Regions from separate parts of the Homo sapiens genome. Here region 2 is linked to region 1. Evidence: chromatin loops called from intact Hi-C (ENCODE). Cell type or tissue: HCT116. All regions are shown on one strand. Each heading gives the region's core, and the rest is flanking DNA. Links, peaks and the distances in the headings are about the cores only. Region 1 has its middle 36 kb from the start of LINC01915. Region 2 has its middle 5.6 kb from the start of ZNF521.

The links. A loop is a pair of places that touch in the nucleus more often than their neighbours do. Peaks named below come from ENCODE experiments on the same cell type or tissue, not always from the same donor. Only the 100,000 strongest peaks of a DNase experiment are listed, where the experiment ranks them.
Region 2: it touches region 1 in a loop (7-fold over the local background); 4 of 110 quality-filtered maps call a loop at or near these places.

What each region holds. Positions count from the first base shown.
Region 1 is chr18:24,589,608-24,594,995 of GRCh38, reverse strand. No RefSeq gene overlaps it. Among named protein-coding and RNA genes, the nearest start is that of LINC01915, 36 kb to the left of the region's middle. In HCT116, for the core only: no CTCF peak of the experiment used is centred there; no DNase peak of the experiment used is centred there.
Region 2 is chr18:25,355,114-25,360,501 of GRCh38, reverse strand. No RefSeq gene overlaps it. Among named protein-coding and RNA genes, the nearest start is that of ZNF521, 5.6 kb to the right of the region's middle. In HCT116, for the core only: no CTCF peak of the experiment used is centred there; no DNase peak of the experiment used is centred there; H3K27me3 peaks cover 397 bases.

The DNA of each region.
Region 1 (5,388 bases), core at 329-5,328:
TGAAATCAATGTGTCAAGAAGGGTTGGTTTCTTCTGAGGGCAGTGAAGGCACAATCTGTTCCAGGTCTCTCTCCCTGGCTTGTCATTGGCCATCCTCTCCCTGTGTCTCTTCACATCATCGTCCCTCTATGCGTGTCTGTGGCCAAATTCCCTCTTCTTATAGGAACACAAGTCATATTGGATGCAGGCCCAGTCTAATGGCCTCATTTTAACTTCACACCTCTATGAAGAACTTATCTCCGAATGGTCACATTCTGAGGTACTGGGGATAAGGACATTTGAAGTTGGGGAGGTATACAATTCAATCTATAACATGGGGCTTTGCCAAAATCCCTTTTTCAGGTGGTGACAGTGCATTTAGAATTCAACTTCTTCCAGCCTGGACACTGTAGTAAATACAGAGAGGTCTGCACTCAAAGCAGTTACTTGCTTAAGTAGATCTGCTCCACAAAGCACCAGGGAAAGATGTGGATTTGGTTAAAACACCAAAAGAATGGGAAAAGTTCTTCCCCAAACAAGATATGAATTGCTTTATACTGAGAATCAAGTCACAGAGATTTTTGCATGTTCAAGTCCATTTCCTTAGTGCATTTCCTTGAAGCACACTATTTATCTTCCTTTCAGTTATTTTTGTATTTCATATTCTTCATATTTATTCATAAATCCACACCTATCAAGGTGTATTCATAAATCCACAGCTATCCACACCTGTTTATTTAATCCACACCATGATTCGTTAGTAGTGCAGACAGCTTATTCTATAACCTTGGGATGTTCAAGGGTGAACTGGTGATGACCTCCTGTCATCTACCATCAGAGAGGGAGGGAATGAGATATGGGGAATTTGAGCACTTTGGGTCCTCTCTCAGCTTATCCTCCCCTTCCTGCCTCTTCTTTAAGTGGTGTAATAAATACCTGGCTAATAAATAACCGTAGAGAAGCAGGTGATAGCTGACTCTATGGTTTCAACTCTATTGCGCACCCAAAACCAGGGCTGAAGCCCAATACCCCCTGGACACAACACAACCCCTGCCCGAGGGTGAATTTCCATGCAGTGTAATGGACAAGGGGCTGCCTATACTTCCAGGCCAGAACCCAAACCAGAAAGTCACCTGCCCTTGTCACACCAAGATAAAGCAGGTGGGCTTGCCTGTCTTTTTGAGAATTCTTCTGGCTTTTTCTTTCATTCCTTGCCACTTACGAGAAGCTGGAGCTCATCTGAAAAAGGATAACCAAGGGTGATTAAAACTGAACACTGTGTCATGTGAAAAGGACCTGAAGGAACACACCTGGAGAAGACTAAGGAGGAAAGTTTAAAGAACTGCCAGAGACAAGAGATTGCTATTCAGTACCAGCAGAAGCTGTAAAGAGCCCAAAGGTCAGTATTAGGTCACTGCTACAATCTTGAGCTCTCTCTGTAACCTGCCCTATAAGAAATGAGCTTCCCATCACTGACGTATGGAAGGAAATGCCATTCCATCCAATATAGTGTCATGCCAAGAGGATAGGCTTTTGGAAGCTGAATCCTGCCTGGCTCGCTTCTTTCTACCATGAGAACTTAGATAAGTTACTTAACCCCTCAGAGCCATAGTTACCCTCACATATAAAACAGCAGCCACAGTCTCTAGTACAGGGAAGATCCTAAAAAAAACAGTAACACATCCCTGTCTGCACCCCTCTTCTCTTGATTCTTTTTTCAGAGTGATGGGTATTAGAAACTAACTTCCATTCCTCTTGTTGAATAAACCAAGAGAACCCAACATCTCAGCATGGGTGTTTGGCTTTGGGTGGAAAATTCCTCTGGGCAACTGAATCGTAAGCACCAGGCCTGGGTTTGCCACCCCTGCTCTTCCCTTCCTCCCTGAAGGGAACCAAGATTTGAGCACCAGTTATCACATAAAACATTCAACTCCATCTTGCTGGTAGTTTTAACCAGGTTTAAATATTTCATACAGAACATTTTTCTTTGAAACACTATCTTGTTTCGTTTTTTAACAGCAAGTGACCTGAATTAATGTGGAGAGGCCAGAAGAAAGACCAGAAAAAATTAATACAGGGAAAGCTGTTGTGCTAAAACAGTTGAACATGGTCCATATATGTTAAAAGTCCAAGCATTGAAGTCCTTAGCACTTCAGAGATCTCACTACGTGGGTGGGTGCCTCTGTGTTTAAAAAGACAATATATTACATACACATACACTCAGCTGACCCCCTGAGGTAAAGTAGGTTGATGATCAAAAATAATTACTCCCTGCCTTCCTCTTCCAAGGTGGAATTATACTTCCCCACACCTCCACGTGGAGTGCAGGCCCCTAACTTGCTTTATCTAATGAAATGTAGGCAGACACGACGACGGCACCAGTTCCAAGCCTGGCCTTAGAGGCAGCATGGCTCCGTGTGTGCTCTTGCCTCTCTGGCATTGCCCTGAGGAGAGTATTGCCCATCAGCTCACGGCTGCCTCTTCTGCCAAGGCCTCAGAATGAAGACCCGTGAAGCAAAGCAAACCTCAGCCCAACTTGCAGCCAAGAGCCAAGCTCAGCTTGGCCATGGAAGTGGAACCACCAACAGAGCACAACCTCAACAGACCAACCTGTAGACACACAAGCAAAAACAAAGATGCCTCTTCCCTGCCTAAGTAAATCTTGTGTCCTTTTAATTATTGCTTGTACTGTGTGATGTAGATTTAACTAAAAAATAAAGTGGACAGTTTATGGATGTCATTACTCCCAACCGGTGTAATCATATGTGTGTGTGTGTGTGTGTGTGCACATGTGGGTGTGTGTGTTTGTAAATATAATGACAAAACCATCACATAAAGGACAATGGCCTAGAATGAGAGCCTCAGAAAAGAACCAGCTTCCTGAGTTGTGGACAATGGTGCTTTTATTAGTCATGGTTCTCTAGAGGGACAGAACTAATAGGATAGATAGATATATAAAGTGGGGGGGGGGGGTGAATTAAGTATTAACTCACACGATCACAAGGTCCCAAGCTGAGGAGCAAGGAGAGCCAGGCCAAGTCTCAAAACTGAAAAATTTGGAGTCCAATGTCTGAGGGCAGGAAACATCCAGCACAGGAGAAAGATGTAGGCTGGGAGGCTAAGCTAGTCTAGTCTTTTCACGTTTTTCTGCCTGCTTTATATTCTAGCCTGGCTGACCTGATTAGATGCTGCCCACCAAGATTAAGGGTGATTCTGCCTTTCCCAGCTCACTGACTCAAATGTTAATCTTCTTTGACAACACTCTTACAGACACACCCAGGATCAATACTTTTGCATCCTTCAATCCAATCAAGTTGACATTCAGTATTAACCATCGCAGTGCTCAACAATACGTAGAACAGATAATCAGGCTTATTCGTATTTCTCTCCTCAAAGAGGAAGATGTGGCTGTGAAAGCCCAAGACTGAGCCATGATCTGAAATAGCCCTTGAGTCAACTGATTTCTAAAACTCCATTTTTTAGTGACCTCAATGGCCTCATTGATTGAATCACTTGAGCATCAATCTCAATACATGGTTTTATGGTTTTTGTGTTTCACCCACACTGGGATCCACATTTTGGGGGAGTTAAATCCCAGATCTGTCACTATCATCAATAACATGGATTGAATGTCCACCAGGGCTTCCATAGAATTCAGGGGCTGAGTCCCTAGGATCACCTTGGGTGGTCACCTAACCTCTGTGCCCCCAACCTGAGCCTGCATTGATTTGATAACAAATGTGCTGCCAGGCCTATGGGTGTCTCCCACTCACTCATGCCTGGAAAGACTATCGGACCACTGCCACTCTACTACTGCTGTTGGAGAATGTGCAGGTTCAAGAGACTGTCTGGTGCAAGACCCCCAGGGGAGAGATTGGCCCGGGAACATGCAGGAGTCACATGGGGGCCATAATGAGAGATAAACCACAGCTCGCACCTGTGTGGCAAGGGACAGTGCTCTGACACAGTGGTGATGTCATCTTTATGAGGGGGTGCTTTCTTAGGGTGAGAATGGAAAGCCCCAGATCCAAACCCAGGGCGAGAGAGCTGGGATGAGGAAGAGTGTGATCTCTGCAAACAGGGCAAGACATTGACAAAAGGGCAATATGAGGTGCTTCAAAACATGCTATTTAGTGTCTATATTTTGACTTGCTGTAAGAAGCAGGAGTGCTGGAATCCCTACAGCATGCAAAACCACACGGAGAAAAAAAAAACCTCACGCCTATTTTACAACATTATAGCTGGTATACAGCTGTTGTGAAGAGAGGTGAAAGGGGAAAGGGCACCCCACAGTTCTCAGGTTCCCCAGTCATAACATATAAGGAGCTTCTCTAAAAGTTACCCATCCACCGACCTGTCTCATAAGGAGGAAAGTAATTCAACAGCAATACGCACATCCAGAAAAACTGTGACTTTCGCAGAACGTATTCATTTTCTGTTGCTGCATAAAAAATGACCACAGTTTTAGTGGCTTGAAACAACATCCGTTTATTTATTTATTTATTTTTCTTTCTTCTTCAATTTTTATTTCAAGTTCAGGGGTACATGTGCAAGATGTGCAGATTTGTTACATAGGTAAATGTGTGCCATGGTGGTTTACTGCACAGATCATCCCGGCACCCCAGTTTTAAGCACAGCATCCATTAGCTATTCTTCCTGATGCACTCCCCGACTCCTCACATGCAACACCCATTTATTGACCCGAAGTTCCACGGGTCAGACGTCCAGCCAAGGACCTAGCCAGCGGGACACCTTGATTGCAGCCTTGTGAGACCCTGAGCTCACTAGGTTCTCAGCTCAAAGTCTCACAAGTCTGCAATCAAGGTGTCCCACTGGCTAGGTCCTTGGCTGGAAGCTCTGCGGGAAAATTTACATTCAAACTCTTTCCCCTTGTTGGCAGAATTCAGTTCCTTGTGATTGAAGGACTGAGGTCCCTGTTTCCTTGCTGACTATCAGCAGAGTGTCAGCCCTCAGCTCTTTAATGCCAGTCCGTACCCCTTCCCCTGTGTCCACTCCCACCTATCAAGCCAGCTATGGCACGCAGGATCTGCTCATGCTCTGAATCTCCAACCTCCCTCATCTCTGACCTCTAGACCCAGATGTAAAGGGCTCATGTGATTAGGTCAGGCCCACCTAGATAATCTCCCTCTTAAGGTCAACTGATTTCCGAAGCTTCATTACATTTGCAACCTTCCTTCTACCATATAACAGAACATAGACAGGAATGAATCTCATCTCATTCACAGGTTCCACCCACACTCATCAGGAGGCGATGACCCAAAGGAAAGTCCTTGGAAGTCATCTTAAAATTCTGCTTCCCACTGCTTCCTCCTAACATTCTGGGGTCCTCCATCTGCCCTTAGCTTCCTAGAGCTCTCCAGAGATGGCCCCATTCAGGTCCACTCAAAT
Region 2 (5,388 bases), core at 89-5,088, 770 kb before region 1:
TTGTTCACAGGTTGTGAAATTGAGAGCCTCAGTTTTTTGCTGACTGTTAGTCACATTTGTCTCATTTCCTCGTTAGGAGGGTTTCTGCTTCAGAGCAGCTCACAATGTGGCAGGTGGTAGGTAAGCAAGTGAAAAGAGCCAGAGTGGAAGATGGAGGCGGGGGTGGGTGGGGGGAGAGAGAGAGAAAGAAAGAGAGAGAGAAAGAAGACGGAAGAAGGAAGAGTTTGAGAGAGGGCAAGCAAAACGAAGTTTTGTACTCTAAACTCAGGAGTGGCATGCCATCATTTTTGCCATATTGTAATTGTCAGAAGCAATTCACTAGGTGCAGATGACACTCAGGAGTTGGGATGACACAGCAGCATGAAGACCAGAGCAGGGGTCATGGGCACCATCTTACAAGCTGCCTGCCACACCACAATAAATACACATACTTTCTCTGGGTCCTCTAGAAATATAAAGGCTGATGGTGGGGGGCTGGGTGGGGGGCTGAGTCAGGGCAGAAAGCAAAAAAAAGTGGGAGATCAAGGGTAGCTTTCAGGAAAAAGTAAAACTTGAATGAAGTCCACACAAAAAGGGTTATTGAAAGTGTTTCTGAAAAATAAACAGAGAAGGATGGGAGAAATGTGAACCCCTGAGGCCACCAGGTTACATCCTGTAAAAGCTTCTGCCAGAATTTACACTGTCAGGTTGCAGTAGTGTACATTAATAGTTGACACAACACTCAGTACTGTAATAAACAGGAGAAAGATTAAAGGTACTGAATACATTCACCAAAAGGCAGACAGGGTGGGGTTTCTAGGGAGTGCCCAGAAGGCAGCATTGCACACAACAGGCATACTCTAGTTTTAAACCTTGAAAGCATCGGGTTTAACATCCAAACGTGAGATGGAGGTTTAGAAATATGATTGGGGAAACCAGTTAATAATGAAGGCAGGTAAAATCATTAAATAAAAAGGATAAGGTGATGACAGAGGTATGCTTCTGTACTGGCAATATCAATCAATTTGGAAAACTATACAGTGAACTGAAAGCCAGTTCATGTATCTAGTCAATAAGAAAAAGGAAATAATCTCTGAGAATTCAGTTCATATGCAGTTGACGCATCAGAGGAGAAGGTAGATTGCAACTTCCAATTATAATGAATATTTGAAGACAGTCAGGGTACAGAGTCAATAGAAAATAAATGCAGAGGCAAGCTGGTAAGAAAGAAGAAAAAATGGGAAAATTAGGAAAGAAGGCCTCTTTAAAATCCTACTGCTATGTTTGGGAGAAAGGATCATGTAAGACAAAATTAAGAAGAGAGACTAGAGGAGGGCAAGGATAAAATAAAAACTTGGGAAATACAGGAGGGGGTCCCTATGGAACTGATTCTGCCTCATCAAACGTTTTTAATTCCATTTTTTATACATAAGTTATAACTGGCAACCTCTGTTGAGACTGTTTTTTTATTGCCTTATGGAAAAGCAAGGCCAACATGATTAAAAGGCAATGTATTCACCTCCCAGGGAAGGGGAGCTGGGAATGATGAACCCAAGGCTTTCTTCAGAGTGACATTTTTATGTTACAATTTTAATAAAAAATAAGGAAAAAGAGGAAGAAGAGTGGAGAAAACACTTTAAGTTTCATCTTCTTGCTTTGAATGATAGTGGGAGAGGTCAGTACCCTTTAAAAGGAATAGAAAGGTGATCCCTTAGAAAAGGGCAGGATATGAAAACAGCAAAGCAGCAACATAAAGATTACCACGTGGGAGATAACAAGGAGGGATTTGAATACCACGAACTGATAATACTATATAGATAACCTGAGCGAAAACTGCTCACATAAAGTTTCAGTGTTGCAGGGAAAATAATGTGATAGAAACGGATATATTTTGCATATATATGAAGTCTTTAGAGTTTACAGTGGGTTGATAACATCAGTCAAAAAGAACAATTGTGGGTTTTGAACCCCACTAGTCAAAAGAAATAATACTTTAAATTTTTTTAGAGGAGGGGACAAGTCACGAACAAGAGCCAAAGTTCTCTGTGATTAAAAACTCTGATAGGAACTTTTTGGTCAGAATTTTTTCTTTGGAAGATATTGACTCTATTTATTATGAATTGAGCCTACAAGAGGCCCAGTGTTGAAGGGCAAATAACAAGTGTTTATGTAGCATCAAAGGTGACACTGAGAATGATTACTCTCTTTCTGTCTCAAATCTGTATCCACTTCCTTCTTCATCCATATTTTGATCAACCTGATGAACATCTCTGAAAATTACTAAGTAGGAAATGATGATGATGATCATTGACTAAGAGGGCCTCACAGGGTTTTATGAATAAAAGGAAAAAACAGAGGTTAGAAAAACTTATATGCAAAGAAATTTATATACTGTTGAATTGGGAAATCTTATATTTAGCATGAAGCTATCCAAATTGAAAATATTGGTACTGTAGGCAGACAAGAATGAAACGTCTGTACTCAGTTCAGGCTTGGTGTAGATGGCGTTCTGTCATCAGAATTCTCTATTAATTGGTTATCTCTGCATGTCTTGATTATAGTGGTAATGAACGTTCATAAATATTAATTCAAAGATACCAAAAATTTATGAAGCACCTTCTAAATCATCAAAGACAGGTTAGATGCTGTTCAGCAACACTCCACAGATAAGTGAATTTACTGTGTTCTGATTCTTTGAAAATTATTAATCTGTGTAATCGAGAGCACACATTTCCAAACTGCAGGACAGCAAATAGTTTATTTAACTCTTAACAATTTCCAAACATGTACAAGAAAAATCCCTACACCTAAAATCCTGTTATTTATACCATGCCTCTAGTGCACAATGCATCTATTTTTCATTATAACACAAAAAGTTTATGAGTGTCTCCCCTTTTCTGAAACTCCAGCTTTATAAAAACCTGTTTTATTTTCCTAGAAATCTAAAGAAAAAAATATCCTCAAAAATTATTTGAACTCAGATTATAGGGCTTTGATTTCTTTGAAAATAAGATTCAACACAACATAATATAGATCACTTATTTTAATGAAGAGAAATTTTATAAACCTATTTATTCTGCTACCACTGTATCATGGTAAAGAGATATCTACATAATCTTTAATATTATCTTTCAAAAGAGCTGGTGCTCACAGATGGCTACATTTTTTCTCTGCTATGTACAGTCTTTAACTTTTACATTTGAATTTTATCCTTTTTATTAACTGTAATGACCACTTATTGTCAAAGGGCTTCTTTTAATTATCTCTGGATTTTAATGACCAATATTCTAATTTTTATAAACCGTAGTGTTAACCAAATATTATGGTATTTTAATAATTACATTAAACTATACCAAAGAAATCCATTTGTGCTCATTTGGACAAAAACTTAAAATTTTGGGGTTATAAACCAAATTACATGTTCTATTTTCAATGTATAAAATTAATTCAACTGTGTACACTTTCTAAAACTAAAATATTTACCAAAGGCATGATTATCTAGGGACATATAACTTATGAAAAATTGTTTATAATAATTTTTTTTAAGTGAGAGAAACATAATTTGCCTTTTTAGGAAATATAACTATTTCCTCTTTATTTCATTATTTATAAATTTTGTATTTCTGATGACAGTAATTATTTTTAGCATATGCCAGTTAAGTTCTACAAATATATACTATTAGCAATACTTAAAAAGGTAGATTCAATTTCTATCAACTGTTTTATTCCTTTATTGTCTCTTTTAAGGGTACATGTTCATTTTTTTTGTTAGTAGATCACTTATCTATATCCTTAATTCTTTAGAATTCACAAATCAGTACTATCTGGTTTTTCTAATATGCTACAATCTCTTTTCTTAAGATGATGCCTCACCTTTCAGTTACCTTTAAAAGTAGCTTGCAAATATTATTCTACTGAAAGATCCCTCTTTTCTTTTCGCAATTTCTGTGTGAAGAAAGGATATTTTCTCTCTTTTATTGTTTTAGTGGCTCAATAAGGACCTTTGCAGTGGTTATGAAAGCCTCAGTAAGAAAAGATGACAATGTGAAACCTCTAGTTTTAAACGTTTCTATACATGTTGAAATTAAATCTTTAAATTTCAATGAATTCGTGTATTATAAAATAAATGAATAATGTATAGTGTGCATTTAAAAAACTTTACCTTTTTGGATATAGTCCACCACCAAGTAGAAAAGTCCTCAACGCATCTGTATCAGAATTTTTTTTAAAGGGGTTTAATGACTCAGATTTTATGAAAGAAAAGAAGTCAAGTAAATAAGACTAAAAAAAGATTGAAAATAGAATTTGTTATTCATAATGACAAAATACATTTGCCATATTTATATATTTAATGTGGATTTTTCCATGTGACGTTCTTAAATGCTTTTGCATTCAAACATTGCTACCCATTTCATAGATTAAGAGGTAGAGTGTGGTTATGAGTATGCAGGATGGATATTAAGTAACTTACTGAGAATTAGATGGTGGACAATTAAAGGAACTGGGAACTGAGTATAGTTTTTGTGGACTAAAAATATTGCCTTTCCAAATGCATCACTAATACTTTGCACAAATGTTAATTTAAAAGTCCCTTATATGTTGTTCTAACAATAATGTGTTAATATGTATATACGTGGATGTATATACATATATAACACACACATATATTTTATATTTTAAACACACAGACACAGACACACACATTAGATTCAGATGGACTTTGATTAAACTGCCCTTTCATAGGACTTTTAATTTAACTCTTGTTAAAAATGCTCCTCCTTTAAAAGAAAGCTTCTGTGGAGTAATATGACTGATACAGTCATATTACTCAGGCAGGTAATACACTAGATTTGAACTAACTTTCAATATTAAAAAAAATCCGAAATCGGTCTTGAAAATCTTAAAATATTACATGAAATTGTTGTACAGATAAGTAGACATGTGCTAAGGATATTTATATAAAATTATGAGCAGAGTATTCTCTTTGTAATTGGTTTAGATGCCAGATTGCAACTTTGACACTATTACTTATAACTTATCAAAGACAATTTATGCTTTGCAACTGACATTTTAAAATTGGAGATTTACTTGAACTGGTACCTAATGTGTTTTCTGTAATTAATTCCTTTGAGGTCAAGTTTCATGGACACAGGTTTCCTTTAACATTAATCCCTCCTTTAGCAATATCTTTATTGTTGGAATTAACAGTTGAAAAAACGTTAATCTTTTTTTCAAGTAAGAGTCTCAGTTCCAGATATTGTTTGTTTCACCAATGCAAGACATTCTGAAAAGTGCAAAATATCTTAAAAGTAGGTGCTGTGGAGTCAATGCATGAAAAGAGCCAGAAGTTAAATCAATCATATGTTAATACGAAATGGAAAGTTTAATTATGTAGCTACTTAAGTTCTT